4 separate regions of the Homo sapiens genome follow, and regions 1, 2 and 3 are each linked to region 4. A link is a loop called in an ENCODE intact Hi-C map of the cell type or tissue named here. Cell type or tissue: PC-3. All regions are shown on one strand. Each heading gives the region's core, and the rest is flanking DNA. Links, peaks and the distances in the headings are about the cores only. Region 1 overlaps TMCC1 (transmembrane and coiled-coil domain family 1). Region 2 overlaps TMCC1 (transmembrane and coiled-coil domain family 1). Region 3 overlaps TMCC1 (transmembrane and coiled-coil domain family 1). Region 4 overlaps TMCC1 (transmembrane and coiled-coil domain family 1).

The links. Peaks named below come from ENCODE experiments on the same cell type or tissue, not always from the same donor. Only the 100,000 strongest peaks of a DNase experiment are listed, where the experiment ranks them.
Region 1: a loop joins it to region 4, with 4 times the contacts of the local background. A loop is called at or near these places in 3 of 110 quality-filtered maps.
Region 2: it touches region 4 in a loop (5-fold over the local background); 9 of 110 quality-filtered maps call a loop at or near these places.
Region 3: it touches region 4 in a loop (5-fold over the local background); 14 of 110 quality-filtered maps call a loop at or near these places.

The regions. Positions count from the first base shown.
Region 1 is chr3:129,753,801-129,761,382 of GRCh38, forward strand. The region is part of intron 4 of TMCC1 (transmembrane and coiled-coil domain family 1); the gene reads right to left. Among named protein-coding and RNA genes, the nearest start is that of TMCC1, 140 kb to the right of the region's middle. In PC-3, for the core only: no CTCF peak of the experiment used is centred there; a DNase peak (open chromatin) is centred at 3,271; H3K27ac peaks cover 356 bases.
Region 2 is chr3:129,791,824-129,799,405 of GRCh38, forward strand. All of the region lies in intron 4 of TMCC1 (transmembrane and coiled-coil domain family 1), which reads right to left. Among named protein-coding and RNA genes, the nearest start is that of TMCC1, 98 kb to the right of the region's middle. RefSeq lists an enhancer at 2,480-3,679. In PC-3, for the core only: no CTCF peak of the experiment used is centred there; DNase peaks (open chromatin) are centred at 2,868, 3,258 and 3,988; H3K4me3 peaks cover 3,212 bases; H3K27ac peaks cover 4,156 bases.
Region 3 is chr3:129,728,248-129,735,829 of GRCh38, forward strand. The region is part of intron 4 of TMCC1 (transmembrane and coiled-coil domain family 1); the gene reads right to left. Among named protein-coding and RNA genes, the nearest start is that of PLXND1, 130 kb to the left of the region's middle. RefSeq lists an enhancer at 6,742-7,242. In PC-3, for the core only: no CTCF peak of the experiment used is centred there; no DNase peak of the experiment used is centred there; H3K27ac peaks cover 1,227 bases.
Region 4 is chr3:129,647,039-129,654,620 of GRCh38, forward strand. It overlaps TMCC1 (transmembrane and coiled-coil domain family 1), which reads right to left. Exons shown (of 7, transcript NM_001017395.5): 7 at 754-4,757. The coding sequence ends at 4,443. Among named protein-coding and RNA genes, the nearest start is that of PLXND1, 44 kb to the left of the region's middle. RefSeq lists a silencer at 4,568-4,862. In PC-3, for the core only: a CTCF peak has its summit at 3,427 (motif pointing right); DNase peaks (open chromatin) are centred at 3,413 and 4,963; H3K27ac peaks cover 2,391 bases.

The DNA.
Region 1 (7,582 bases), core at 1,271-6,270, 110 kb after region 4:
TTTTCTCACAAGCCCTATTTAACAACACGAAGTACTAACTGGTGCAATAAGGCAGGAAAAATAAATAGAAAGCATACAGATGACAAAGAAAGAAATAAAACTCTATTCATAAGTAATATAACTGTCTAGAAAATGCTAAGAATCTACAAAAAAAAAAAAATCCCCCAAACAAAAGACCCACTAACAAAAAAACTCAACCTTCTTGAACTAAAAAATAAGTTGCTTCAGTAAGGTCACAGGACACAAGGTCAATATACAAAAGTCAATGGTATTCCTATGTACCAGCAATGAGCAACTGAAATCCCAAATTAAAAAGCAATACCATTTATCACAGCCCCCTCCCATTAAAGGAGCACTTAGCTATAAACGTGACAAAATATATGCAGGATCTGTATGTGAAAAACTACAAAACACTGATAAAAGAAACCAAAGAAGAGTCAAATAAATGGAAAGGGACACCATGTCATTTACTGGAAGACTCAATATTGCTAAGACTCAATTCTCCCCAGTTTGATCAACATAATCCCAATCAAAATGCTAGCCAGGTCTTTTTATACATATATAAAGTTATTCTAAAATTTACATGAAAAGACAAGGAATTAGAATAGACAAACCATTCTGGAAAAGAAGAACAAAATTAGGGGAGTCATATGACCTGATTTTAAGACTTACTACAACAATCAATACAGGGTAATACCGGAGGAAGGATACGGTCCACAGATCAATGGAATACAATAGAGAGTCTTAAAAAAGACCTTCACAAATATAGCCAACTGCATTTTTACAAAGGTGCAAAGGTAATTCAATGGAGAAAAGATAGTCTTTTAAGCAAATGGTGATGGAAAATTTGTATGTCAATATGTATCCCTGCCAAAAAGGAATCTCAGCATATTTACATCTTATTACAACTTATACAAAATAATTAATTTAAAATAGCCCATAAGCCTAAACATTAAATGCAACATTATAAAAAATCTTTTAAAAAACAGAAAAAAGGCTGGGTGCAGTGGCTCACACCTGTAATCCCAGCACTTTGGGAGGCTGAGGTGGGTGGATCACCTGAGGTCAGGAGTTTGAGACCAGCCTGGCCAACATGGTGAAACCTCGTCTCTACTAAAAATACCAAAATTAGCCAGGTGTGGTGGCGGGCGCCTGCAATCCCAGCTACTCGGGAGGCTGAGGCAGGAGAATCACTTGAACCCGGGAGGCGGAGGTTGCAGTGAGCCGAGATCGCACCACTGCACTCCAGCTAGGGCGACAGAGTGAGACTCTGTCTAAAAAAAAGTCTACCTGACCTTGGGTTTGGCAATAAGGTTTTAGATATAGCACCAAAAACATATGATAAAGAAAAAAATGACAGAAAGATGTCAACAATAGACACTGGGGACTAGTAGAAGATAGAGGGGGGAGGGGAATAAGGGTTGAAAAAGTAATTATTGGGTACTATGCTCATTACCTGGGTGACAGTATCAATCATACCCCAAACCTCAGCATCATGCAATATACCCAAGTAATAAATTGTACATGTACCCTGAATCTAAAATAAAAGTTGAAATTATTTAAAAAAGAAAAAAATTGGTGAGTTAGATTTCATTAAAAGTGAAAACTATTGATTTGTAAGAGAAAGGAGAAAGTGCTAAGAGAATGAAAAGATAAGCCATAAATATTTGTGTGGGAGAAAATATTTGCAAATCAGAAATTCTGATAAAAGATCTAATCCAGAATATGTAAAGAACTCTAAAACCTCAATAATGAGAAAACAATATAATTTAAAATGGGCAAAAGATCTGAAGACACTTCGTCATAGTAGATATACAGATGGCGAACAAACACGTGAAAAGATATTCATCATCAAAACTAACAGGAAAGTGGAAATTAAAACCCCTAGATAGCATTACACACACATTAGAATACCCAAAATCCAGAAACAGACAACAAATCCTGGTAATGTGGAACAAGAAATCTCATTTGTTACTAGTGGGAATACAAAATGGCACATTCAGTTTATAAGAAACTGCCAAGGCTGGGGCGGTGGCTCACGCCCGTAATCTCAACACTTTGGGAGGCTGAGGTGAGTGGATCCCTTGAGGTCAAGAGTTTGAGACCACCTGGCATGGTGAAACCCTGTCTCTCCTAAAAATACAAAACTCAGCTGGGCGTGGTGGTGGGCACCTTTAATCCCTGCTACGCAGGAGGCTGATGCAGGAGAATTGCTTGAACATGGGAGGCAGAGGTTGCAGTGAGCCCAGATCATGCCACTGCACTCCAGCCTGGGCCACAGAGCAAGACTCCATCTCAAGAAAAAAAAAAAAAAAGAAAAAAAAAGAAAGAAAAAAGAAACTGACATACTGTCTTCCAAAGTTAAACATAGATTTATCATATGATCTAGCCATCAAGCTCCTATATATTTATCCAAGTGAACTGAAAAACCTGTATGTGAATGTTTATAGTAGCTTTCTTCATCATCACTAAATACTGGAAGCAATCAAGATATCCTTGAATGACAGAATAGGTAACTGAACTGTAATTACATTCATACAATGGAATACTACTTAGCAATAAAAAGGAAAATGCTATTGTTTCTATTGATTCAACAAGACAGATGAATCTTTATTTGTTTTGCTTTTTTTTTGAGACAGAATTTCGCTCTGTTGCCAGGCTGGAGTGCAGTGGTTGCAACCTTCGCCTCCCAGGTTCAAGAGATTCTCCTGCCTCAGCCTCCCGAGTAGCTGGGACTACAGGCGCCCACCACCAAGCCTGGCTGATTTTTGTATCTTTTAGTAGAGACGGGGTTTCACCATGTTGGCCAGATGGTCTCGATCTCTTGACATCGTGATCCACCCACCTCGGCCTCCCAAAGTGCTGGGATTACAGGCGTGAGCCACCGCACCCGGCCAGATGGATGAATCTTAATGCATTCTGTTAAGTGAAAAAAGCCAGACTCAAAGTGTTACATGTTGTATGATTCCATTCACATGACTTCTGGAAATGGCAAAACTATAGTGATGGAAAATGATTAGATTGCCAGCAGTTGGTAGTGAGGGGAGTTGTTGATTATAAAGTGGAAGCAAAGCGAAATTTTTAGGGTAAAGGAGTTGTTGTGTATGGTACTATAGGATACATGTGTCATAAATTTGTTTAATATAGTTGCTGCCTCAGCATTCATCCTTAGGCTTGACATAAGTTTCTGAAATGCCTCTCACCCTTGGCATAGTTAAAACTTCTCCTTGCTGTGTGGCTGTTTGCCATATGGCCTGCTTCTTCCTCATCTCATTGACCCAAAGCCCACAACATTCCAAACTGCAGATCATAATAAAACCTAACAGTCAACACCAGAGTCATACAAATAAGTTTCCCCTTTCACTCCTGTTTTCTTTAACTTAGCCAATCTACAATCTACAACCCCCAAGGGAAAGATAATGCCCATGAACCTTAATAAAGGCACAGTCCCACAGGTCCTTCCTCCCTTTTTCTTTCCTTCTCTCTTACTCCCCTATCCTCTGGTTGAGCTCCCTGCCACCTCCAGTCTTCCCACTGCCACCCCTCAGCAACCTTTCTGCACTCTGCAAATTACAAATTTCTTCTCTCTCATGCATTTTGGTTTAACTTTCTTACTGTGTCTCACCTGACACACCTGAATATAACCCTTCCCTGCCAACCAGGGCTCTCCTAAAGAGTGGCTATCCTGGCTTATGACCCCTCTCAACAGAAAGACAAAGACCAAAATAAAAAGGAATCGGCTGGGCATGGTTGCTCATGCCTGTAATCCCAGCACTTTGGGAGGCCAAGGTGGGGGGATCATTTGAGGTCTGGAGTTTGAGACCAGCCTGGCCAACATGTTGAAACCCCGTCTCTACTAAAAACAAACAAACAAAAAAATTAGCCAGGTGTGGTGGTGCACCCCTGTAGTCCCAGCTACTTGGGAGGCTGAGGCACGAGAATCGCTTGAACCCAGGAGGTTGAAGGTTGCAGTAAACCCAGATTGTGCCACTGCAGTCCAGCCTGGGTGACAGAGAGAAATTCCATCTTAAAAATAAATAAATTAAAAAAAAAAGAAATCATAACACTCAAAATCACAACATGACTCCATGCATTTGTCCAAACCCACAACTGGACATCACAAAGAGTAAACTTTGATGTATGTGAACTTAGAAAATGGAAAAAAAAATCAACCATGCAATGGGGATCTCTGAATGAGATAAAGATTGTGAAAAATGAATCTACCTTTAATACAAATACCTGATATAACATTGGAAAATAGTGTTTTGGCTGGAAACTGTAAGACTGAAAACAAAAGGAACTATACATAAACACTGTATGCTAGTTGGTAAATTTGTTTCTCCCAGATCCACAGTCCTGAAACTGCTTTACATGTATACTGTGGATAAACAATAAGTAAATGGATGATGGGTGGTGGATCAGATGTCTTACTGTTGGTGAGGGAATTTACAGATAAGCAAAAAGAAAAGGCAAGAATGAACTTTGTGGTACTAGATTACAGTTGGAGACATCTAACAGATATCTAATGGAATTCATGTTTAGGTTAATAATTGTACAGGTGGATACATAATTACAGATGTGCGCATATGTGAGTTGGTATACCTACATACATACATTTTCTAGTTCTGTAAGCTAAAAGAAGCAATGACACTCCCGTAGCAATCTTGGTTGCTAAATCCAGAACCCAAATCTTGGTTGCTAAATCCAATAAAAGGAACCAAGACTCCTTTGAGAAATAGCTGATTGTAGGGCTGGGGCAGGGAAAATACAAGATGAGTCTGGAGTATCTTTATGTTAGTATCATAAAGTTAGTTTCCAAATTATTTCCTTTTATGTCTTCCCAAATGAACAGATTTGTATGGGTTTTTGTATAAGTGCTTTTTGAATTGTGGTTAGAATTTACCATCCTAACCGTTTCTAAGTATATAGTTCAGTAGTGTCAAATATATTCACATTGTGCAAACAGAGTTCTGGAATTTTCTCATCTTACAAAACTGAAACTCTATACCCAATAAACAATTCCCCATTTCCCTCTCTTCCCAGCCCCTGGCAACCACCATTCTACTTTATTTTTCTATGAATTTGACTGCTTATACAAGTGAAATCATATGGTATCTTTTTGTGACTATTTCATTTAGCATGTCTTCAAGGTCCATCTATATTGCAGTATGTATGTAGCATGTGTCAAAACTTCCTTCCTTTTTAAGGCTGAGTAATAGTCCATTGTATGTACGGACCACATTTTGTTTATCCATTTGTCTACCAGCAGATATCTGGATGGCTTCCACCTGTCAGCTATTGTGATTAGTGCTAGTGTGAACATGGAAGGTTTGTGGGTTTTAAGTGGTTAGATAAACCACCAGATATCTCAAAGCAAGCCCTACTATTCTTCCATAACTGCCTCCAAACTCCAAGTGACCTTACATATCAACCACTACTTTAATTCTTACACTTGTGTAATTCATGACTTTTTTTTTTTTTTTTTGAGACAGAGCCTTGCTCTGTTGCCCAGGCTGGAGTGCAGTGGCACAATCTCGGCTCACTGCAACCTGGGCCTCCTGGTTTCAAGCGATTCTCCTGCCTCATCCTCCCAAGCAGCTGGGACTACAGGCATGTGTCACAACGTCCAGCTAATTTTTGTGTTTTTAGTAGAGATGGGGTTTCACCATGTTAGCCAGGCTGGTCTCGAACTCCTTACCTCAGATGATCCACCTACCTGAGCCTCCCCAAGTACTAGGATTATAGGCATGAGCCACCATGCCAGGCCTATGACCATTTTTGAGAGTTTTTTTTTTTTTTAAGAGACATGTTGCCCAGGCTGGTCTCAAACTCCTGGCCTCAAGTGATCCTCCTGCCTCAGCCTCCCAAAGCCCCCCGTCTACAGGCATGAGCCACTGCAGCCAGCCAAACTTTTTTTTTTTTTTTTTTTTTTTTTTTTTGAGACGGAGTGTCGTTCTGTCACCCAGGCTGGAGTGCAGTGGCGCCATCTCGGCTCACTGCAAGCTCCGCCTCCCGGGTTCACGCCATTCTCCTGCCTCAGCCTCCTGAGTAGCTGGGACTATAGGCGCCCGCCACCACGCCCGGCTAATTTTTTGTATTTTTAGTAGAGACGGGGTTTCACCATGTTAGCCAGGATGGTCTCGATCTCCTGACCTCGTGATCCACCCGCCTCGGCCTCCCAAAGTGCTAGGATTACAGGAGTGAGCCACCGCACCCGGCCCAAAAAAATTTTTTTTAATTAATAGATTTTATTTTTTAGAATAGTTTAAGGTTTACAGAAAAACTGGAGAGATAATGCAGAGTTCCCTTATAACCCCTCTTCCCTGCACTGTTTCCTAATATCATTAACATCTTCCAATGGTGTGGTACATTTGTTACAAGAGATAAATCAAAACTGACATATTAATTCTTTGTTTTTTCTTTTTTTGAGACAGGGTCTTGTTCTGTCGCCCAGGCTTCAGTGCAGTGGCATAATCACAGCTTACCGCAGCCTCGAGCTTCTGGGCTCAAGCCATCCTCTCACTTCCTCAGCTCAAGCAATCCTCCCACCTCAGCCTCCTGAACAGCTGGGAACACAGCAGCGTGCTACCACGCCAGGCTAGTGTGTGTGTGTGTGTGTGTGTGTGTGTGTGTGTTTTTGAGACAGTCTCGCTCTGTGTGTGTGTGTGTGTGTGTGTGTGTGTGTGTGTGTGTGTTTTTGAGACAGTCTCGCTCTGTTGCCCAGGCTGGAGTAGTGGCGCGATCTCCGCTCACTACAAGCTCCGCCTCCCGGGTTCACGCCATTCTCCTGCCTCAGCCTCCTAAGTAGCTGGGACTACAGGCGCCCGCCACCATGCCCGGCTAATTTTTTGTATTTTTAGTAGAGACGGGGTTTCACCGTGTTAGCCAGGATGGTCTCGATCTCCTGACCTTGTGATCTGCCCGCCTCGGGCTTCCAAAGTGCTGGGATTACAGGTGTGAGCCACCGCACCCGGCTAATTTTTGTATTTTTTGTAGAGAAGGGGTTTCGCCATGTTGCCCAGGCTGGTCTTGAACTCCTGGGCTCAAGCAGTCTACCCACCTCAGCCTCCCAAAGTGCTAGAATTACAGGTGTGAGCCACTGCACCCAGCCCACGTTACTATTTACTAAATTCATACTTTAGAGTTCATTCTTTGTGTTGTACAGTTCTACGGGTTTTGATGCATGCACACGCATCCATGTATCAGACAGAATACTTCCACTGCCCTAAAAATCCCCTGTGCTGGCCGGGCGCGGTGGCTCACGCCTGTAATCCCAGCACTTTGGGAGGTCGAGGCGGGCGGATCACGAGGTCGGGGGATCGAGACCATCCTGGCTAACACGGTGAAACCCCGTCTCTACTAAAAATACAAAAGAAAATTGGCCGGGCGTAGTGGCAGGCGCCTGTGGTCCCAGCTACTCGGGAGGGTGAGGCGGGAGAATGGCGTGAACCTGGGAGGCGGAGCTTGCAGTGAGCCGAGATGGCGCCACTGCACTCCAGCCTGGGCGACAGAGCGAGACTCCGTCTCAAAAAAAAAAAAAAAAAAAAAAAATCCCCTGTGCTTCACCTGTTGATCCCTCCTC
Region 2 (7,582 bases), core at 850-5,849, 140 kb after region 4:
TACTTCCTTTTTTAACTCAGATGTGAACATCTACCAGCCTACAACAATCACTTGAATATTTTAAGGAAAATATCCAGTGTAAGTAAGCATGACTATCAACCTTAACATAAAAAGCATCTAAAGTGGGTATTAGGCTTAAAATTACTGCAAACGTTTATATCTTCTTTCAGAAAATTTCCAAGAGAAATTAAAGAAATTTAAAGATGGTCACATCAGTACTTTCTTTTTGTTAAAACAGGAAATTGTTTTTAAAACTCAGATCTTAAGACAACTCTACTCCTGTGGAAAATTACTTATTAGCAAAAATGCTTGTTACTGAAGTCGGAAACATCTGAAATTGCTGTTCAACTGTATATATATATATACATATATATATATACACATATATATATCTATGAAAAAACGATTTCATTTTGAGTGTTCAATATGTGCCAGAAATACCATAAACTGGGGTATGGCAGGTCCCTGGCTCTCAGGTAACCTATGGATTTAGCTGAAAAGACAAATAGAGGCACGATGCATTTGCTGATATATTTTTTTTTAAGACGGAGTCTCGCTCTGTCACCCAGGCTGGAGTGCAGTGGCATGATCTCAGCTCACTGCAGCCTCTGCCTCCTGGGTTCAAGCGATTCTCCTGCGTCGTCAGCCTCCCAAGTAGCTGGGACCACAGGCACGCACCACCATGCCCGGTTTATTTTTATATTTTTAGTAGAGATGAGGTTTCACTATGTTGGCCACGCTGATCCATTTGCTGAGTTTGTTTTTTAAACTCACTAACATAACTATTCGGTTTCTCCTTCATATTTAAGTGCCTTACAGACTGAAATAATTAAAAATATTTTTTCAGTTCATTACTCTGATAGAACAGTAAATCTGATAGACAACAAATTTCCTTAGCTTTGGTCTAGATCATCCATTATAGGATCCATAAATCACATTCAAATGAGCAATAAGGGTACCAGGAAAAGGAATGAAAAAAGGCTACATCTTTGAGTGTTTTTATGTAATGTACCTAAAGAGAGGATGCATCCCATTCCTTCAAAAGTGTACTTTTTGTAAATCAGTCATATACATAGTATAGAGTGAAGAGGGTAAAGTTTAAAAAATAATTGGGAGAGAAGTACTGGCAGCAAAATACCCATAATATAGTTACCTTCTAATTAGAAAATTATCACCTGGCTCTCAACTATCAGACACTCTTGTGCAGGAACGTCACTGCCCTGATATCTACCCATCTGCTTTTTAAATGTACTATATATATGAAAATACAAGCACTGGAGGACATTGAAAGAGCAACAAAAATGATTCTTTTTATTGTGTAAGAGAAATGTGGAGGCCTTCAAACACACACACACACACACACACACCATGGAGCAGGGGGGAAGGGAGCAAGTTAAATATATTTTAATACTCCTAAAAATCCCGTTAGGCTTAGAAGTCCCAAGAAAAACTATGCATATGTGACACAGGGATGGAAGCAAGCACTTTGCTCATTTCTGCATCAGTGCACACACTCTACACTGGGGTCACCTGTGAGGGAACTAAAGGTTTTCCCTTAAGATCACAATACATTTCAGGATCTAACAATTCTGATTAACAGCCAAGGCAGTGAAGAATGCCTACAGACTTACTATTTGTTTAAGCTTCTGTATTCAGGGAATGAACTGTGACACAACTGAGCCACCAACTGCTACATTTTTTAAATGGAGCTTTTAAAGAACACAATGGGTTTTGAAATAAAGCTCAACTCTTACCACACCTCTTTCCATATTAGTTTCTGCACTAAATGACTGGGTCAAGGAGGGCTGGCTACAGGCAGAGTGGATTTCATAAATCACCATCCCCTCTTAAATGCGTGCTTCACCTTTTTACTATTTTAAGTATGATTTTCTCAGGTTAAAAAAACTTTTCCCCAAAAGCTGCACACATGGAACCTGCTTTTCATCAGAACTCTGTAAAAACTGCTTTGTGAGCCTCTCTGTAACTGCTTTTCATATACTTCATTAAGTATTCAAGTTTCTCAACACAACCACTCATTTTAACATTTTAATGCCAGTCTTGCTCATTAAACTATTTTGTGGTAGTTTTTCTCAGTTTAATAGTGAAATGTATGAAAGCACTGATTCCACAGAGAAGAAGGCTTTCTCCTCTTGGTCCACAAGCTGACAGATTAATTGCTTATTAAATATACACTTTCAACCCACAATTATCTCTTTCACACACACCCTTCTGGAAATTCTATCTCAGGAGCAAACTACAACTTTGCCCAAATTCAGATGACAGCTGCAGTTTTAGGGGAACACAATCTGGGGCTGCCAGTGCAGTCAGCCTTCAAGCTTTGTGCCTGTCAGATAAAAGAACAAAAGGCAGTGCTTCCTCCCTCAGCCCCTCCTTAGCGCTGGAGGACGGCAGGCTTGACAGAACAGTTCCAGAGAAAAAGGAACCATGCTGAAGCAAGTGAGAGTTTCCCCTCCACAAACATAGAAAACTACCAACCCACCTTGGATAGCTGCCTCCTGAGGCTAAAGCGCTGAACCATGATCACCCAGAGGATCTTCAGACAAAGCAATCCACGAAGGGTTTTTTAAATAACAGCTTCTTGGGAAAGTCGGTGGCAGAACATTTTGAAGACTGCCAGAGAAGTGCAAAGAATTTCCCTGGGAGTCTTAGCAAACTTGGAAAGCCTTCATTGTTCTATCAAGAGATACTGGAAAACCTACGTGGGAGAGGGCAGGGTGGGTGGGGCAGTAATCCTGAAGCCGCTGTGCCCAGTGCCAAGCTCTTCTAGCACTTCCTGTGAGTCAGCTGTGAGGGGTCCAAACACAAGGACCACCCCTTCCCTTTCCACCAGACCAGTAGGCGAGGATGCCGCTGTGGTGCTACCTGAAACTCCAGAGGACAGACCTGATGTTCCGGTCTCTGTGGGAGGAGGAGTGGTGTGCTGGGGTCAGACAGCATCTGCTCCAAGTAGGAGACAGGCAACTGCACCAATTCCTCCCCTCTTCAGCCGTCCCAGCAGCAGAGAGTGTCCACTGCAGACAGCAACGCACCCTTCTCTACCTCCACCTTAGGTAATCCTTTAAGGTGAGGCAGTGTGAAAAAAAAGGAGGTGGTGAAAAGCAAGCCCCTGGCTGTACCAGCTCCCTGCTCAAGAAGGAAACTCCTCCCAGCTGGGCTCGGCAGCTGTGCGGCTTTGTCTAGCATAATTGGCCAAGCCTTTCCTCTTATTCACAGGGAGGGGTCCTGCCTCAGGAAGGAATGTCAGGTGCAGAGAGGCATACTCCGACGGTGACTTCAACTTGTGCCAAAGTTAAACACATTAAAGTGGCCTCCTGAGGTAATTGCCCTCTCTTGTTGGAATGAAGTAATTTTTTAAAATCTACACACAAAACAAAAGGAACAGCTCAGAGTGAATCAATGCAGGTAAAGAGGTATGAAAAATAACTGTAAGAGCAGTTCCAAAGATAAAAATATTCCTATCTTTGCCACTCTTCCTCTGTTTGGGTCTGCTTCCAGACAACCACTGTGAGGATAACGTTTCATTTAATGAAACTTTCCAGTCTATGTGCTCCTCTTGGAATTGTTCATTACTTCTGAATGAATTTAGTACTGTTTAGGGCAGAACTCATTCGTATATTTTTTTTCCCTGTTCCAGTGTCTCTCAATTTCCTGTGAGCAAAGTTATGTCATATGCTACATTTAAAGCCTTTGTTGGAATGAACCTACTATGTGCAGTCACTATGTTAGGCAGTTCACATTTATTATCCTATTGATTTATCAAAACAACCTTATAAAATTTGTATTACAATAGTCCTCCCTTACCTACAGTTTGTTCCCACAGTCAACTGCAATCCAAAAATATTTAAATGGAAAATTCCAGAAACAAACCATTCAGAAGTTGTAAACTGCATGCCGTTCTGAGTAGCATGATAAAACCTCATGCCATCCTACCTGGGATGTGAATCATCCCTTTGTCCAGCCTATCCAGCCCTGGCTCCCACCCGCTAGTCACTGAGTAAGCGATTTGGTCATCAGATCGACTGTTGCAGTATGGTAATGTTGTATTCAAATAACCCTTATTTTACTTAATAATGGTCACAAAGCACAAGAGGAGTGGTGCTGGCCTACTGTTATAATTGTTCTATTTTATTGTTACTGTTAACATCTTACTATGCCTAATTTCTGAATTAAACTTTATCACAGATATGTGTATAGGAAAAAACACAGTACAGTCGTAACCCACATGACATTTCAGTTAACAACTAGCCACATATATGACAGTGGTCCCATAAGATTATAATACTGTATTTTTATTGTACCTTTTCTATGTTTAGCTATGTTTAGATACACTAATACATACCACTGTATTAAAACTGCCTACAGTATTTAGTACAGTAACATGCTATATAGGTTTGTAGCCTAGGAGCAACAGGCTATACCATATAGCCGAGGTGTGTAGTAGGTTATGCTATCTAGGTTTATGTAAGGACACTCTACGATGTTCTCACAATGATGAAATCACCTAACAATGCATTTCTCAGAAGTTATCCCAGTGTTAAATGACACGTGACTGTATATATAGGGTTCAGTACTATCTTCAGTTTCAGGCATCCACTGGGGGTCATGGAACATATCTCCTGTGGATAAGGGAAGACTACTGTAGTATCCCAACTCTTCAAATAAGTAGTAATTTCTCGCTCTAAAACCTCAATATGGCCAGGTTCAGTGGCTCATACCTGTAATCCCAATGCTTTGGGAGGCTAAGACAGGAGGATCACTTGACACCAGGAGTTCAAGACCAGCCTAGGCAACAAAGCTAGACCCTGTCTCTACAAAAAATAAGAATAAGAAAATTAGCTAGGTTTGGTAGCATGTGCTACCTAACTACTACTCAGGAGTCCTAACTACTTGGGAGACTGAGGTGGCAGGATTGCCTGAGTTCAGGAATTTGACGCTGCAGTGAGGCATGATGCTCCAGTCTGCGCAACAGAGTGAGACCTTATCTCTAAAAATAAAAACTAAATAAAACATCAATATTATTGTGAGAAAATCATGTAGTGTTTGTAACTTTTTTCTTCAGGTAAGAAACACAAAAAAATGAATTTGAAAAGACAGGTTTCTATGCAATGATTATTCTCAACTATGCTCGTATCATATACTACCAGTATCCAATTATCACCAAATAGGATCTAAAATTTTACCTAAAAAATAACACACATAGGCCAGGCGCGGTGGCTCACGCCTGTAATCCCAGCACTTTGGGAGGCTGAGGCAGGTGGATCACGAGGTCAGGAGATCGAGACCATCCTGGCTAACACGGTGTAAACCCCATCTCTACTAAAAATACAAAAAATTAGCTGGGTGTGCTGGCAGGCACCTGTAGTCCCAGCTACTCAGGAGGCTGAGGCAGGAGAATGGCATGAATCCGGGAAGCGGAGCTTGCAGTGAGCCGAGATCACGCCACTGCACTCCAGCCTGGGCGACAGAGCGACACTCCATCTCAAACAAAAAAAAAAAACACGTATTTCATAATATCTCGGGAAGAGCAGAGAAGATGCATCAAATTCAAACAAATAATAGGCTGCCAAGTCTCCAAAAAAAAATTACCTAACCAAAATGTATATATAAAACGTTTAGGCTGGGCATGTGTGCTTATGCCTGTGATCCCTGCACTTTGGGAGGCCAAGGCAGGCAGATTGCTTGAGCTCAGAAATTCGAGAGTAGCCTGGGCAACACGGTGAAACACCATCTCTACAAAAAACACACAAAAAATTAGCTGGGCATGGTGGCATGAGTAGGTGGTCCCAGCTACTCAGGAGGCTGGAGTGGGAGGATCACTCGAGTATGGGAGGTGGGAGCTGCAGTGAGCCAAGATCATGCCACTGCACTCCAGCCTGGGCGACAGAGAGACCCTGTCTCAAAACAAAACAAACAAACAAATCTTTTACTCTTAAAAACTTTAAGCAGAAAGAAGGTTGAACATATCTAAGTGTATTTTTTGTAAACTTCCAAAGCTAAAAAGCTTTTAGATGAACACCTATAACCAAAAGTAAAGACTCCTTCATACCAAGGTTCAGAGAACACAATATAACCTAACATTTAAGCTGTTTAAAATTTAATTCCAAGTGGAAAGTAGGTTGACAGAGCACCCGAGTTGTGTGCCTTTTTTTTTTTTTTCTTTTTTTTTTTGAGACGAAGTCTCGCTCTTGTCCCCCAGGCTGGAGTGCAATGGCATGGTCTCAGCTCATTGCAACCTCTGCCTCCCAGGTTCAAGCAATTCTCCTGCCTCAGCCTCCCAAGTAGCTGGGATTACAGGCGCCTGCCACCATGCCCGGCTAATTTTTGTATTTTTAGTAGACATGGGGTTTCACCATGTTGGTCAGGCTGGTCTCGAACTCCTGACCTCAGGTGATCCGCCCGCTCAGCCTCCCAAAGTGCTGGGATCACAGGCATGAGCCACCATGCCCAGCCGCCTTTCTGGTTTTTGAGTGGTAAGAGTACCAGTACCTCCATTTTTCTCGCAGAGATAGTGAAACAGTATTCTGAAATTATCTCCTAGGAATGTAAGAAGGATTCATGAAATACTGATGCGGAAATAATGAAGTGCCTTACAGAAAGACACACTGTCTTAAACACACAGTGTTTCTGATTGATATAAGCAACTAGAATCCTAAATCATTGCTAAAAGATTCTTCCTATCCAAAAAAAAAAAAAAAAAAAAAAGGAAAGGAGACAGGGGTGTGAAACAAGTGGTAAGTGAAACTTAATTTCCCTCACTAACAAGGCAACCTGCTTTCAGCCTAAAGAAGTGCTCAGAATGTTTTCTACTAATGAAATGGAAACATAAATAGTAACAAAATTCAGTAATTTCTCCATTCTAAATTGCACAGACTTGTTAACTATTTTCCTACAAACTGCCCAAATGGGAATAGCTCATTAACAAATAACAAAGTAATAGTCTCTTTCAGAAATTATTATTCTTTTAGTTACTGTCTACATTTAAAGCAAGGAGTGAAGAAATCTATTTTCAAAATGTTTAGTCAACAATGCTGCCAGTTTTAGGGTTTTCTGTGGCATTTTAGGCCCCTTAAATGAGATTCTTTTGGCAATCCCACAATAAATAACAATACAGATAGCATATTTTATTATATAAGAACAGATTAAGTAATTTATGTAGTTATTTACAAAAGCCCATGCAACTGCCAATATAAATAACCATGAAAGTAGAGGAATTTGTTAAGTAGTAAGAAGTTAAAAGATGTTGGTGATCAAAAATTTGAGTACCATATACAATACCTTAACTTGTGAGGGTTGATTTAAAGGGCAGCTGACCTTGCCAAATAAGGTCTTTATTTGGATGACTTGGACACGGCTCTTTGAAACATGCTAAATTAAGCCTGATTCCTTCTATATTAGCAATGTTTTGGGCTCCACATTTCTTTCTCCTAAAAAAACTTGTATCATGCGTTACCTGCAGTAAATGCATGAAAGGAAGAAAGGACGGTAAGAAGGGAGGAGCAGAAAGTAGTTTCAAGAGGCTATTTGGCCCAGTTCCTTGTATCCAACTAACTCAAGGTTGTTG
Region 3 (7,582 bases), core at 1,659-6,658, 82 kb after region 4:
CAAGACAAATAAATTGTCACTTTAAGCTACAAAGTTTTTTTTGTTGTTGTTGTTCTGAGATGGAGTCTTGCTCTGTCGCCTAGACTGGAGTGCAATGGTGCGATCTTGACTCACTGCAACCTCCGCCTCCAGGGTTCAAGCGATTCTTGTGCCTCAGTCTCCCAAGTAGCTGGGATTACAGGCGCCGGCCACCACGCCCAGCTAATTTTTGTAATTTTAGTAGAGATGGGGTTTCACCATGTTGGCCAGGCTGGTTTTGAACTCCTGACCTTGTGATCTGCCCATCTCGGCCTCCCAAAGCACTGGGATTACAGGTGTGAGCCACCGTGCCCAGCAAGCTACAAAGTTTTTAAAAAATTTCTTAACACCACAGAATTTACTTTTTACGTATGTGTACAGTTCTATGAATTTTAAAACATGCATAGACTCATGAAACCACCAGCAGTATAATCAGGATACAGAGAAGTTCCAAAAGACTTCCTTATATAGTCACACCTAACCCCACCACTAACCCTTAACTTATTCTTTTTCACTATAGTCCTATCTTTCTGAGAGTGTCACATAAACAGAATCATACAGTATATAACTTTCTGAGACTGATTTATCAACACAATGTCTTTGAGATGCATAAAGGATGATGCATGTATCATAGTTCATTCCTTTTCATTGCTGAGTAGTAGTTCATTGTATGTATATACCACAGTTTATCCATTCACCTGTTGAAGGACATTTGGATGGTTTCCATTTTTTAGCAATTGTGAGTAGAGATGCCATAAACATCAGTGTAGAGGATTTCATAGAAATGTAAGTTTTCATGTTTCTAGGTTAAATACCTAGGCATGGATTTACTGGGTCACATGTTCAGAGTATGTTTAACTTAAAAAAAAAAATCACCAAATTTTTCCAGAGTAGTTTTGCCATTTTCCTTTCCTACCAGCAGTGTATGAGAGTTCCAATTGTTCTCTGCATCCTTGTCAGCATTTGCAACTGTCAGTTTTTTATTTTAGTCATTTTAAGAGTGGTACCTCATCAAGATTTTAAATGCATTTTCTTAATGGATACTAAGGCTAAATATCTTTTTATGTATTTAGTTGTCATTGTATATGACAACTTTTGTTGTCTGTTTTAAAGAATCTGTTTAAGACATTAAAGAATCTTTTGTAAAGAATCTGTTTAAGACATTTGACCATGTATTATATAGGGTTTAAAAATAAAACTATTGAGCTTTGACAATTTTTTATATACAGCTGTTCCTTGACTTTTGTCTCAATAAATGAACTGTGAGATGAAAATATTGGCCAGGCACAGTAGCTCACATGTATAATCCCAGCACTTTGGGAGGCCAAGATGGGAGGTCACTTGAGGCCAGGAGGTTGAGACCAGTCTAGTCAACACAGCAAGAATCCCATCGTAAAAAAATAATAAAATGAAAATATTGCAAGTTGAAAGTGTATTTAATATACCTAACTTACTGAACATCATGGCTTAGCCTAACCTACCTTAAATTGCTCAGAACGCTTACATTAGCCCACAGTTGGCAAAATCACCTAACGCAAAGCCTATTTCATAAAAAGGAATGAGGCCAGGCACAGTGGCTCATGCCTGTAATCCCAGCACTTTAGGAGGCTGAGATGGGAGGAATATTGAGCGGAGATGGGAGGAATAATTGAGCCCAGGAGTTCAAGACCAGCCTGGCCAACGAGTGAGACCTTGTCTCTGCTTTTAAAAAAATTTTTAAATAAATAAAATAAAAAAATAGAAAAATAATTTATTGACTATTGTACTGATAGTGAATAACAGAATAGTTGTACAGGTACTCGAAATATGGTTTCTGCTAGACATATATTGCTTTTGCACCATTGTAAAGTCAAAAAAATTGTTAAGTTGAACCATTTTAAGTCAGGAACCATCTGTATTCTGAATATAAGTCCTTTGTCAGATATGTGATTTACAAATTTTTCTCCCAATATGCAGCATGCCCTTTAATTCTCTCGATAGCATCTTTCACAGATTAAAAATTTCCTGTGTTGTTCTAAAAGTTTCATAGTTTATTTTATATATTAATTTATGATTTATTTTGTGTTAATTTTTATATAAGGTGTGAGAAGTTCAAGTTTTTGCCTACAGATTTCTACTTTTTCCAACACCTCTTTTTGAAAACACTATCCTTTCTCCATTGAATTGCCTTTGTATTTTTGTGAAATATGAACTGGCAATATTTACGTGGGTCTATTTCTGAACTTTCTATTCTATTCCATTAATCTACATGTGTACCCTTTTACTAATATGGCCTCATCTTGGTTACTGTAGCTTTATGGTAAGTCTGAAAGCTGGGCAGAATAATTCACGTAACTTTATTTTTCTTTTCCAGTATGGTTGACTCTTCTAGTTCTTTTGCCTTTCGATATATATTTAAGAATAAGCTTGTCTATCTCTACAAAAAGGTCCTGCTGAGATTTCTGATTGGAATTGTGTTAAAAGGATAATAGGGAATGCCTACAAAGAACTGTGTGTACATAAATCAACAGTTTACATGAAGCGGACCAAATTCTCAAACAACAAACTACCAGAATCACCTAAGATGAAATAGATAAACTGAATGGTTATATAACAGTTTTTAAAATGAAATTTTGTAATTAAACATATTCTGAAAAAGAAATCTCCCTGTGGTTTCACTAAATTCTACCAAACATTCATTACAAATAAATCAATTCTATACAATCTGTTCCAGAAAGCAGAAGGAGGAACTCATTTTATGAAGCCAGCATTATCCAGGAATTAAACCCGGAGAAGATCTGTTAAAACAAAACAAGACAGCAGACCAATAGCCCTCATACTAGCAAATCAAACCTAGCAATGTATATGAAGAATAATATACCATAACCAAGCAGGGTTTGTATCAGGAATGCAATGCTGGTTCAATATTTGAAAACCAAGCAAGGTAAGCAACATTAGCCCAGAGAAGCAAAACCACATGATATCAATTTATACAGGAAAAGCATTTGAGAAAAGTCAACAGCCACTCATTATTAAACTCTTAGCCAATTAGGCTGGACGCGGTGGCTCACACCTGTAATCTCAGCACTTTGGGAGGCCAAGGTGGAGAGATCACATGAGGCCAGGAGTTTGAGACCAGTCTAGCCAACATGGTGAAACCCTGTCTCTACTAAAAATACAAAAATTAGCTAGACATCGTGATGCATGCCTGTAATCCCAGCTACTTGGGAGACTGAGGCACAAGAATCACTTGAACCCAGGAGGCAGAGGTTGCAGTTAACCGACATCGTGCCACTGCACTCCAGTCTGGGTGACAGAGTGAGACTCCGTCTCTAAATAAATAAATAAATAAGAACTCTTAGCAAATTAGGAATAGAGGGGAACTTCATCATTTTTTTTTTTTTAAACAGGCGTGAGCCACCGTGCCTGGCCCAAAATTTTTTTACACAGCAGCTAATTTCATACTTACTGGCTCAAGCCATCCTCCCACCTCAGCCTCCCAAGGAGCTGAGACTACAGGTGTCAGCCCCCAAGCCCGGCTAGTTTTTCGTATTTTTTTTGGTAGAGACAGGGTTTTGCCATGCTGCCCAGGCTGGTCTTGAACTCCTGAGCTTAAACGATTCACCTGCCTCAGCCTCCCAAAGGTCTGGGATTACAGGTGTGAGCCACTGTGCCTGGCTTCCCATATGTTTTAAAGAATCTCTAGATTTATAATACCCAATGCAATGCCTACACATCACTTCATTCACATGGATTCAACATAGTATTTCATGTGTGGCAAATTCAAATTTTGCTTTTTGGAACTTTTTGAAATTTTTTTTCTAAATATTTTGTGTAGACTGGCATAGTATGTTGCAACCTTGCTAACCTCACTTAGTTCTAGGAGTATTCTGTGGATTCCTTGGTTTTCTACATATACAGTGATGTAGCCAGTGAATAGAAATTGTTTTACTTCTTTCTTTCCAATTTGTATGTCTTTTATTTCCTTTTCTTGATTTATTTTACTGGCGAGAACTTCAATACCAATAGAAATTGCCAGAGAGGACATCCTTGCACTGTTCCCCAGCCAGAACTCCAATGTCAGTTAAGTTTTCAAAGTCTTTGCAGTGCTTTTTGGATCTGTCCCACAGATGCACCACCCACCCTGTTGCCAGTCTGGGACTTGGCAATGGTCTAACCCCTACTTCATTTCTCAAAGTCTAGGTATACTGTTTGGGGTCAGATTTCTGCATGCAGACTGCATGAATAAGCTCAAAAATTCATAATAAAATTTAAAGAGTTTATTTTCAAATATCTTATAATCTCCCAGTACTTTCTAGGTCAATGGGATTCCCCTTTCTCATTACCTAGTCAGAAAGCTGGTATGTTATTTACTCTGCTCAGCCATACAATTTCCATAATAGTGCCTTTGTTTGGAAGCAAGCAGATGAAGGAGAGAGAAAAAAAGCAATTGAGACTCATTCCACCCTCTTGTAACCACAGCTCCACTGATCTGAGAATGGTTCCCTAAAATCAGAGTTTTAAGCTCTTGCTAGACCCCAATCTGCTGTCACTGCAGGACTGCTTGAGGTTCATGGTGCAAGAGAACAGAGGAAAGAAAAAGGAAAAAAGAAAAAGTTTCTGTACTTTCTATTAGTATTACAATATCGCCTTCCCATTCTTTGAACCAGAACTGAAGGCTTCTCCTAGAGTTCTCTTATCCACATTAATGTCCACTTAGGGGTTTTAGGCTGTGTTGATTTGAAGCCTGAGGATATGAGAGAGGTGAGAATGATAAATTAAACCCTGGTTCAACAGTACTTCAAAATCTGCTCCTTCTTAGTGCAACTTTTAAGATACGTCTTTTGGAGTCCTCAAATAGTTGCTCTAGGCCAGGTGTTTTAGCTGAGTTCAGTAGAAAAGACAGGTGAAATGTGTTTGCTCCATCTTACCCATAACAGGCATCTTAAGCCACGAAGTTCTGAGGTGAACTGTTACACAGAAATAGATAACTGGAGTACAATCCAACTCAAGAAGCAATCATTCAAGTGTGGTGTACATGAAACAACACAGCCTTTATGCATCTTCTCTAGAAAAGTCACCAGATAATTATAAAACAGATGCTATCAGTTCAATGGCAGACTATTCTCTGCTTTCTTACCTTGGCTTCTAAGAAACAGATTCAATAGTTTCATTATTGGAGTAATCAAAGTGATAGCAGTAAAAACCATGGAAGCCTCTTAGTAGATGTGGGTTTATTCTGCTGTCAGGTATAATTTGTCAGTAAGGGTTTGGACATTTCATTCTTTCATGCCCTGACTGGTATCAGTCAGAATTAAGAGAATCATTGGAGGAAAAGGGAACAACGAGGAAAAATTTGGAAAGTGGAAATGCCCTAAGGGAAAAAATTTTCCCCAAAGTTATTCTTGTATAGAATTCCTAAAACAAGGTTTTAGTTTTGCGGTCTTGAAAACAGAGTATTTCACCAGCAAGCAGCATTTCATTCAGAATAGCCTACCAACCTGTTTGTATAATTAAGCACTAATATTTCCTGAATTAAAATATCTAGGATGTCAATCAGCTCCACTAGCTATCATAAGCTTTGCCCAACATAAACAAATCACTACACAGAAAGAAACTGTGTAGATAGCACCATTTCACATCCACGAACAGGCAAAAATTTTAAGTGTTTGTGAAGATGCAGGTCAATGGGAACTTTCACACACTACTGATAGGAATAAGTTAGCATAATCACTCTGGATAGCAATTTAGCAATATCTAGTTAAACAGAAGATGAATATACTGTATAACCCAGTAAATCCATTCCTAGGAATTACTAGATAAATTAGTATATACTAGAGAAACTCCATATATTTGCATAAGAAGACATGTTCAAGAGTATTCACTGTAGCACTGTTTATGAAACAATGAAATATTGAAAACTGTATGTCCATTAACAGGAGAATCAACTTACAAACTGGTATATTCATAAAACAGAATACTATACAACAAGTAGATCAGAACTATATGTTATCAGTGTAAATAATTTCAAAAGCATGATATCAAGTGAAAAGAGTAAAGAAATTTTGCGTATACAGACTTGCATAACATGTAGAAGAGAATCATTTACATAAAATTTAAAATCATGTAAAACAAAACTATATGTTTTTTTATGGACAGATGTACATGCAATACAAGTACATAGACATATTTGTTATTTGAGAGGCTGAGGTGGGCAGACTGCTTAAGCTCAGGAGTTTGACATCAGCCTGGGCAACATGGAGAAACCCCGTCACTACAAACAATATAAAAATTAGCTGGGCTTGGTGCTGGTGCCTGTAGTCCCAGCTACTTGAGGCTGAGGTGGGAGGATTGCTTGAGCCCAGAAGGCAGAGGCTGCAGTGAGCTGTGATTGCATCACTGCACTCCAGCATGGGTGACAGAGGGAGATTCTGTCTCAAAAAACACAAAAGAATAAAACACATATGTTAATGAAAAACACTAAATTCAGGATAGTACTTGTCTCTGAAGAAGCGGAATGGATTGAGGAATGGTACACAAAAAAATGAAAGTACCAAGTTTGAAAAGCTTGGTAATTGTGCTTGAGTGTTTGTTGTTATTCTCTTTTTCATTTTTCTTGCATACAGCCACCCATTAATCTCTTTATTTTTCTGTTCGAAATTTTTTTTTTTTTTTTGAGATGGAGTCTCGCCCTGTCACCCAGGCTGGAGTGCAGTGGCGTGATCTCGGCTCACTGCAAGCTCCGTCTCCGGGTTCATGCTGTTCTCCTGCCTCAGCCTCCCAAGCAGCTGGGACTACAGGCGCCCGCCACCACGCCCGGCTAATTTTTTACATTTTTAGCAGAGATGGGGTTTCACTGTGTTAGCCAGGCTGGTCTCTATCTCCTGACCTCATGACCCGCCCGCCTTGGCCTCCCAAAGTGTTGGGATTACAGGCGTGAGCCACTGCACCCAGCCTCTGTTTGAAATATTTTATAACACAAAAATCAGAAAGAAAAAAACTATGAGAACATATATACATTACATTGTTAACATTCAAATGTTTAATGAAAGAATATTCTAACAATATGTTAGCTAAACACACTTCGCCAAAAAAGTGTGTTTAAGCAAGCTAAAAGGGGCCAGGTGTGATGGCTCACTCCTGTAATCCCAGCACTTTGGGAGCTGAGGCAGGAGGATTGCTTGAGGCAAGAGTTTGAGACCAGCCTTGGCAACACAGTGAGATCCTGTCTCCACAAAAAAGGAAAAAGAAAAAAATAGCCAGGTGTTGTGGCACGCACCTGTAGTCCTAGCTACTTGGGAGGCTGAGGCGGGAGGATCTCTTGAGCCCAGGAGTTCAAGGCTGCTGTGAACTATGATTGTGCCACTGCACTCCAGCCTGGGCGACAGAGCCAAGACTCTCTTAAAAAAAAAAAAAAAAGCAAAGAGAACCAGGGATTATGAAGATTTAATACGTTTCAAAAGTGCATGTAAGAGAGCAAGTGAAAAACAGGTTAGCTTCTGTTATATCCTAAGTAAAGGTCTCATGACTCAAGACAGTAAGGAGAGGAGCAGCCTCTATGAGCTCTCTTGCTTTCCCCACCATC
Region 4 (7,582 bases), core at 1,285-6,284:
TATTTTTTGTAGAGATAGGGGTCTCACTATGTTGCCCAGGTTGGTATCAAACTCCTGGCCTCAAGTAATCCTCCAACCTTGTCCTCCCAAAGTTTTGGGATTACAGGTGTGAGAGCCACCACACCCAGTTTTTACTGGCATTCAGTAAGTCTCCAAGGTTTTTAAAGGATAAAAATAAAGCAGGTTTTGAAATTATGTATCGCCCATTATCATGGCAGCTCTATGTGTCCCGTATGCACTACACAACTCCTGGATGTTGTTCACAGTTTATCAGACTTATGAAGCCCCCGCAGGGTTGGGCAATATACAACCTGCATATCTGTACATGGCAGCCTGGCCCATATTTTAAGGGGAATTTTCAAAGATTTCACAAGATGTATCCCTTGCTCTCACAACATCCACCTGTAGGATCAAGTTGGGTGGTGTGGTATCACTAGTTTATACATGGGGTAAGAGGCACACAGCTAGCAAGCCAGAAGTGGGACTAAAGCTCTCGACATTCAGACTGGAGCTGTGAAGGACCGAATCATCATGTCTCTGCTTGGTACCAGGTCAAAGGCAAGTTTAGGACTTCAGGATTTCCAGAGGCCTCCCAGAGATCATCAGGAAAAAGTCCTAATAGAAATTACTACTTTTATAACAAAACTACAGGTGGCACTAGGCTGGATAATAATGCATTACATGCATGTAGAACTACATATGTTAAATGTTTCAAAAATAAAAAGCAAAACAAACATGAGTCTGACCACCAGGTTAATAGCTGAGGTCTTTATTTCAATTTCTATATACAGTAAAAGTGCTGCTGAGAATCTGCAGCGACCAGACAGAACATAAATTTAAATCTCTCTCAACAATTAGCAGCTTAAGATCTATCAACTACAGTGTTAACGTTCACACGTTCACAAGTGTCATTTCTTTACGTTTCAATTCGTGCAAGTGAGTTTTTATTCTTACACACTTTGATAAAACACACAGTCTAGTAGTCAATCCCTACTGAGGATATCACCTAGCATACACGACATACAGACAGCAATGTTAACTCTTAGAGCCACATTCAAAATCCCAGGTTTCATTTGGGGTTGGGGTGTGGGAACCATAATTTTGCCTGTGTCAGATTACAATAATGTTTGGTTTTGTTTTAGTTGCATATTTTCCAAAGCTGAAAGGCAGCTCCTCATTGGAACTCTCTCAGAACTCAGCATTTTCATCTGACTGTACCTCAAAGGAACATGAAATCAGAAACAAAACCAAATGCAGTGAAGACCACATGAAAATACGCTCATTATTTGGACATGGCTAGTGAGGAAGGCTCGCTCCCAATATTTGTCTTGGCATCAGACTTTTACTCCATTCAGAACAGGGGAGAGAGAAGACCCTAGTCAGTGAAGTATAAAATTTAACCTACTTTTGCTTCTTAAGGAGCCAGTAGAGTGGAAAGCCTTCCTTACTAGGACATACTGAGTATACCAAGGAATGGAAATTGGAGCAGACAGAAGTACCCTTCAATTATCATAAACAATGTAAAATGCGCATTCTACAACCTGAACAATCACCCAGGCCAACACAGCCAGCTTCACTCACCCAGGCTAGAGGCATGGACAAATAAACCAGGAATGTTTCATTTTAAAGGGAATGAATACAGTTTTCTTTTCTTTTTTTTTTAGAGGAGCATTCAAATGAGGGGACGTTTCCACCCAGAACAACTGTTAAGCCATTAGAGCGAGGTTATAGAAGAGCTCTGACAAGACAAAAGAACCCAAGAACAACCACAATGAAAGAAACTCAAAAGTAACAGGATGGGCAGCAAAAGGTACAGCAAAGAATGAAAACAGATGCATGGTTACAAACAGCATTAAATGCGTACAACTTCTGGGTCTGGTGAATAATTAAGGGACAAGAAAGCCATTACTGCACCTGATCTGCACTGAAGGTCCTTCCTAAGACAGTTTGAGAAAGGAAGATAGAAAGTCAGCATGGGACTATTTGGCTGGAGGCAGGGGGCTTTCTACAGGTGAAAACCTTCCTTTGATAGATAGAAACCGTCCCAGGGCAAATAGGAACAGTTTCAATCCATCTATCAAAGTGACTTCCAGTGCCCACAAAACTTAAGTCTTCAGGCAGTTTGGGGGACTCAAAGGTTCTAGCTTAGAAAAACTGGTGGATTGCTGCTAGGGCATCTTTTAAATAACTTTGTGGGGGCTCTCTACTCTGAGCAATTACGCTAAAGCAGAAAGTTAGGAGAAACTGTCAGTTCAAAAAGTTCATAGTGTCCTTTGGCACTCCTGCCTAAAAAGTCACTGCAATATTTTTAGGCAAAGTTAACATTTTAATACATATAGGCTTGGGGACAATTTGTTTTTGGCATGAACATGAATTGGTTCTAATTTTTTTTTTTTTAAAGAAAAAAAGCACCCTTGTGGCCCTGCTCTGGGTGCAGTTTTGAGGGGGCAACAGAGCTAGCAGGTGTACTACAATCAGCTGAGGTTGGGGTGAAGACTGGAGTACCTGAGTTAAAATATCAAAGTAGTTATGGAAACAACATGCTGGCTCTGAGAAATCCAGCTTGCCAAAGCAAAAGGAGGCTGGCACCATTAGGTAAACTGTCCTTTCAGACAGGCAGGGCAATGCTAATCTAGTTCTGAAGGAATTTCCTGGTAAGTGGAAACAGGCAAAGCATACTTTGTTACTCTTTTCAGGGCATCTTATATGCACTTGGTTGCACAGAATGAGGCTAAGAGGGAACAGCATTTGTGACCAATACTACAAATAATATGGAAAGATTAACCAAGCTCTCTAGATAAACTCTAAATGTTCAAGTTCCACCAGGATGATGGAACTGGTTATGCGACGGGGGAAGGCAGCTCAGTTCATTTTTCAAAACCATCTATAGAAGTCCACTGAGCATAATTAGGTTAGGTTAACAAGTCCGTTTACATTATAGGAAGCTGGCAACATTTCACACCCAAAACTTGGGTCCTGCTAACCTGACATTTCCTTCACTGCTCTTTAGGAGAATCACCTTTGGTTGATTCTCTTAGGCAGACAGAATAAAGCTTTGAAATTAAGAATGCTGGGGCCAAAATGAAGACAGAAGACTCCACATCATCACTTTGGTTGTAATTAGGGGTGTTAACAAAATAAATTAAGGAAACACAAGGACTTATTTATGACTCTTATAGTCTCAACTTTTCCTAAAGACAACCCCAGCCCAAGATCACTGGGTGAACGTTTTCTTGGGGCAAAAAAAAAAAAAAAAAATCCCTATCCTACTACACTGGTTTTTGGAAACAGCCTCCTGCTCTCCTTGCACAACCCTTTCCTCTTCAACTAAGCCAAACCCATAAAACGGGGGCGTAGGTATGTCGGGACACCAAAAAGCAGCAGCAGCAGCCAGAGGGAGTTTAAACTGCATCTCAAAACAAAGGCGGCAGAGGGCAGCATTTACAGCAAGACTTTCTTACTCAAACTGTTTCAAGACAAGAGGGAGCAGCACACTTAAATATCCACACATTTCTTCATTTAAAAACATCACTTCTTTATTTCAAAGGAAAAATAAAAGACCCTCCCAACCCTGTCCAAAAAAACCCAATAATAATAATAACAATAATAAAAAATCCTATTAGAAACCATAAGGAAGCACTGAGAGTTTGAGTATTACATTCTTCAAGTATGCTGTTCGGATTTTTTATTTTTAGGTTGGTAACTATACACATATAAAAAAACCTTAAAAGTGCGGCCAAGGGATTTTGCTTAAAATTAAGTATTTAGAGGGCTACTTAAAAATACTGTAGTAGGACTGTGCAGTGATCCTTTGGGGGATGATGCTTTCACTTTTGTATCCTCGTCAAGGTTAAGGGGCAGGTTCAAAAGTGATCATACTTCCAGGATTAGCGTAAGTGGCCAACTTGGGTGAGAAAGCCAGAGAGATCCATGTGTTCTTCCACGGACAACGAAAATCCACCCCGAATCCAAAAATTCAGACATGGAATGTGGTAGGATTTCACAGTAAAGTTAGTCTGGGATAGGGAGAGGTGATGAGCCCAGACAAGGCAGGGTGTTAGGTTTAACTGGTTTGCCCTCATCAGGTTTTCGCATCTTTTTAGTGGGTTTTAGTGCAGTCCTTCAAGCCACAATTTAGATTGCCCTTCGGTGTGCTCCAGATTGTTGGTTCATATTAAAGGACTGTTTTAAGATTTGCATCCCAAGGAAAATCATGCTACATAAAAATGATCCAAGATTTTCGCCCAAAAAACTTCTTGGATAAAATCTAAAAAATACTATTGCAATTGCGTCTCTTGAAGAAAAAAACATTATTCTAAATGTAAACAGATTCACTCAACTCTTTTTTTGTTGTAGAAAACTTCAGAGTAGGTAAGTTGCTGTCTAACTCTCTGCTGCATGCACTCGCCAGAGGGTAGGGAACAATGCCTTCTGTGCCAGCATCATCTAGGGGATGAAAAGAACCGTTCCACATAGCTGAAGAGGGCGTCCCAGTGCTTCCAGAGAAAGGCAATAAAAACCACAAGGAATAAAGTGCTGAACGTCCTGTTGCGAGTCTTCATGAGGGGGACCACACAGTTGGCTACAGTGGAGACAAAGACCAAAAGGACTGCCATGACAGCCAGGAGGATGTTGATGAGTTTGCCCAGAAGGTTCCGGGCAGTGGCATTCTCCAGCCCTTCTAGCTGCACCACCTGCTGCTGCTGCTGCTGCAGCTCCATCTTGGAGATGCGCGTCTGGCATGCCTCCAGGGCCTCCTGTGGGCCAGAACAGGGAAGAGTTAAGCCTTCTGCTCACAAGTATTCTGAGATGCTGACATGCCCCCTGGGCAAGCCAGATGCATCTTGAGCAATGCCAATGATTTTATAAATATGCTGGAGCCTTGAATGAATGTAAAAGGCTAGATGTATAACTCACTATTCAAGTGATTATTATTCCCCCAAATTGCCCTCCACTGCATTCCAGTGGGATGAGTCACAGGAAGCAGTGGCCACACTTAACATTTATTTAGTCTAGAACATTTTAATGACAAGACCACAAATATATGCTCTTTTTTCATTGAAAATTAATCTAAGTTGCACAGAATATATTTGTTCAACATAAAAAATTTCAAATAGGATAGTCTCTCTTGACATTTCCTTCAATTCCAATCCCTGTCCCTGAGGCAGTACTGTTTGTGTTCACCCTTTTATGTGTGTAAGTGTATGCATATATGTGTCAAGGAAAATATACGGAATTATTATTTTTATTTCCTATCTGTAAACTAAAAATAAAATCCTAAGACCCCCAGCCAAATGAACGGACTCCCTCTTGGCCAAAGTGGACCCCAAAGAAACCTGAAAAAGTGAGTTCTTGGCAATGATGGGAAAGAGGCTGGACATGCCTTATTATATCCCCTCCCTTTTTGAGTTGTGGCACAAATGACCAGCATTAATGTGAAAATAGAGATCATAAGACTGACAGAATGGACTCTTTGTGGCAGTAAGACATCAAATTATAAACAAGACCTAAGGCCATGCCAGACAAGGTTAAATCTCACCCTATAAACCATAAAATCTCATCAGTTTTTAAAAAAATTAACTGGTGTTAATGTGGCTTTCTTTCCAACCTGACTCAGGTATAGCATCACATGACAGACAACAGACTCCGTTAACTTAGGCATTTTTGTACTGGCTTCAAGTCTTTACACAAAGCTTAACTCTTTCAACCGACTGCCAGCTAAAAAATTCCTAAAGCCCACTATGACTTGTTAGCCCCTACTTAGAGATGGCCCACCTTTTTGGGCCAAACCAATGTATACTTTCCATGTGTTGATTTAGGATTTTACCTACAATTCCTGTCTCCCTGAAATGTATAAAGCCAAACTGTAACCCAACTGCTTCAGGCATATTTTCTCAGGACCTCTTCAGACTGTGTTCCCCAGGCCATGGTTACTTGTATTGGCTCAGAATAAACCTCTTTAAAATATTTTACAGGGTTTGGCTTTTCCAAACATGGAATAGTATCACACTATAGGAATCGATTCACAACTTGCTTTTTTTTTCATTCAACAGTGGGTCTTGGTGATCTCTCCATGTCAATACACAGAATCTACCTCATTTTTTTTTAACTGCTGCCTGGCATTTTATAGTATGGCTAGGCTATGTTATAATATATGCAGCTAGTTCCCCCTTGGGGATTTTTAGGTTGTTTTCAACTTTTCCACTATAACAATGATGCAGTGAACATTCTTTGAACATGCTTCCTTATACACACTACCTGGTGTTTTCTAAGTCAAGTCAATCCCTGACATCAGTGGAAAGGGATCTCTGATCTGCCTTCTTAAGAAGGGCACACTCTCCTTTAGTTTGATCCTCTGTAAAGAGGACACTATGCCCACACACTAGACCAAACATTAAAAGTGTCTATTCTTGCTATTTTTTTGAGACGGAGTCTCGCTCTGTCACCCAGGCTAGAGTGCAGCGGCGCGATCTCAGCTCACTGCCAGCTCCACCTCCCAGGTTCAGGCCATTCTTCTGCCTCAGCCTCCTGAGTAGCTGGGACTACAGGTGCCCGCCAACATGCCCGGCTAATTTTTGTATTTTTAGTAGAGATGGGGTTTCACCGTGTTAGGATGGTCTTGATCTCCTGACCTTGTGATCCGCCCGCCTCGGCCTCCCAAAATCCCAAATCCCCTGGGATTACAGGCGTGCGCCACCATGCCCGGCCTGTTCTTGCTATTTTTTAACTTTATATTATTTAATTTAAAAGTCTATATTACCAAGACCTGATTGTATATTCTGTATCGCTCAATTACTAAAAAAACTTGAAAATAGTGTAAAATACTAATACATTAATGAAACATTAGTAATGCATTAGTGACATAAAGTGCTAATACATTAATGAGTCTAATGTTTAGAATTACCAGTAACTAATAACAACTTGTCTTATAACATATGCAATTAGAAAAAAGCTTCCATTTAACATACGCCTAATTCCCACACCTCCCCCCAACCCCCCCAAAAAAAGTGTCTGTTCTCCTCAAGGTCATAGCCTTCACTCATGAGTTTAAATTAATTCCAAAGTATTCAAGGGATAGAACCTATTTCCCTAGCTATGGTCAGATATCCTCCAAAGTTGGTCTGAGCCTTGAGTTTTTCTGGTCCTGGTTTCCTGGGATTTGAGGTAAGGCTTGGGCAACTTCAGACTGACGCCAACTATAGACAGACAATGGATGCTGTCCAGTCCAGAAGGATCTTAGGAAAAAATAATTAAAACATAAGCAGGGCCTGAAGAAGATGGCATCTGGGTAAATGATCTAGACATTCCCTTGATTCTTTTAGGCTGTTGTAATACAAGTTTTCTGGCCCACTTCCCTTCTCTGAGACTAGTGTCTTTCAAAATGCTTTCATATGAAACCACTAAGAACTATTCCCTAAATACCTCCATATAGAAATAAGAAAAAATTAAATATTCTACTTCCTCACAGAATAAAATAGATGGGCTATTAGCCTTAATTAAACATTACTGCCTCACGGGTTATTCTTGCAAACTGTCAGGCAATGTGCCTATATGAGATTTGGATTTGGCAGCTGGAATAAAA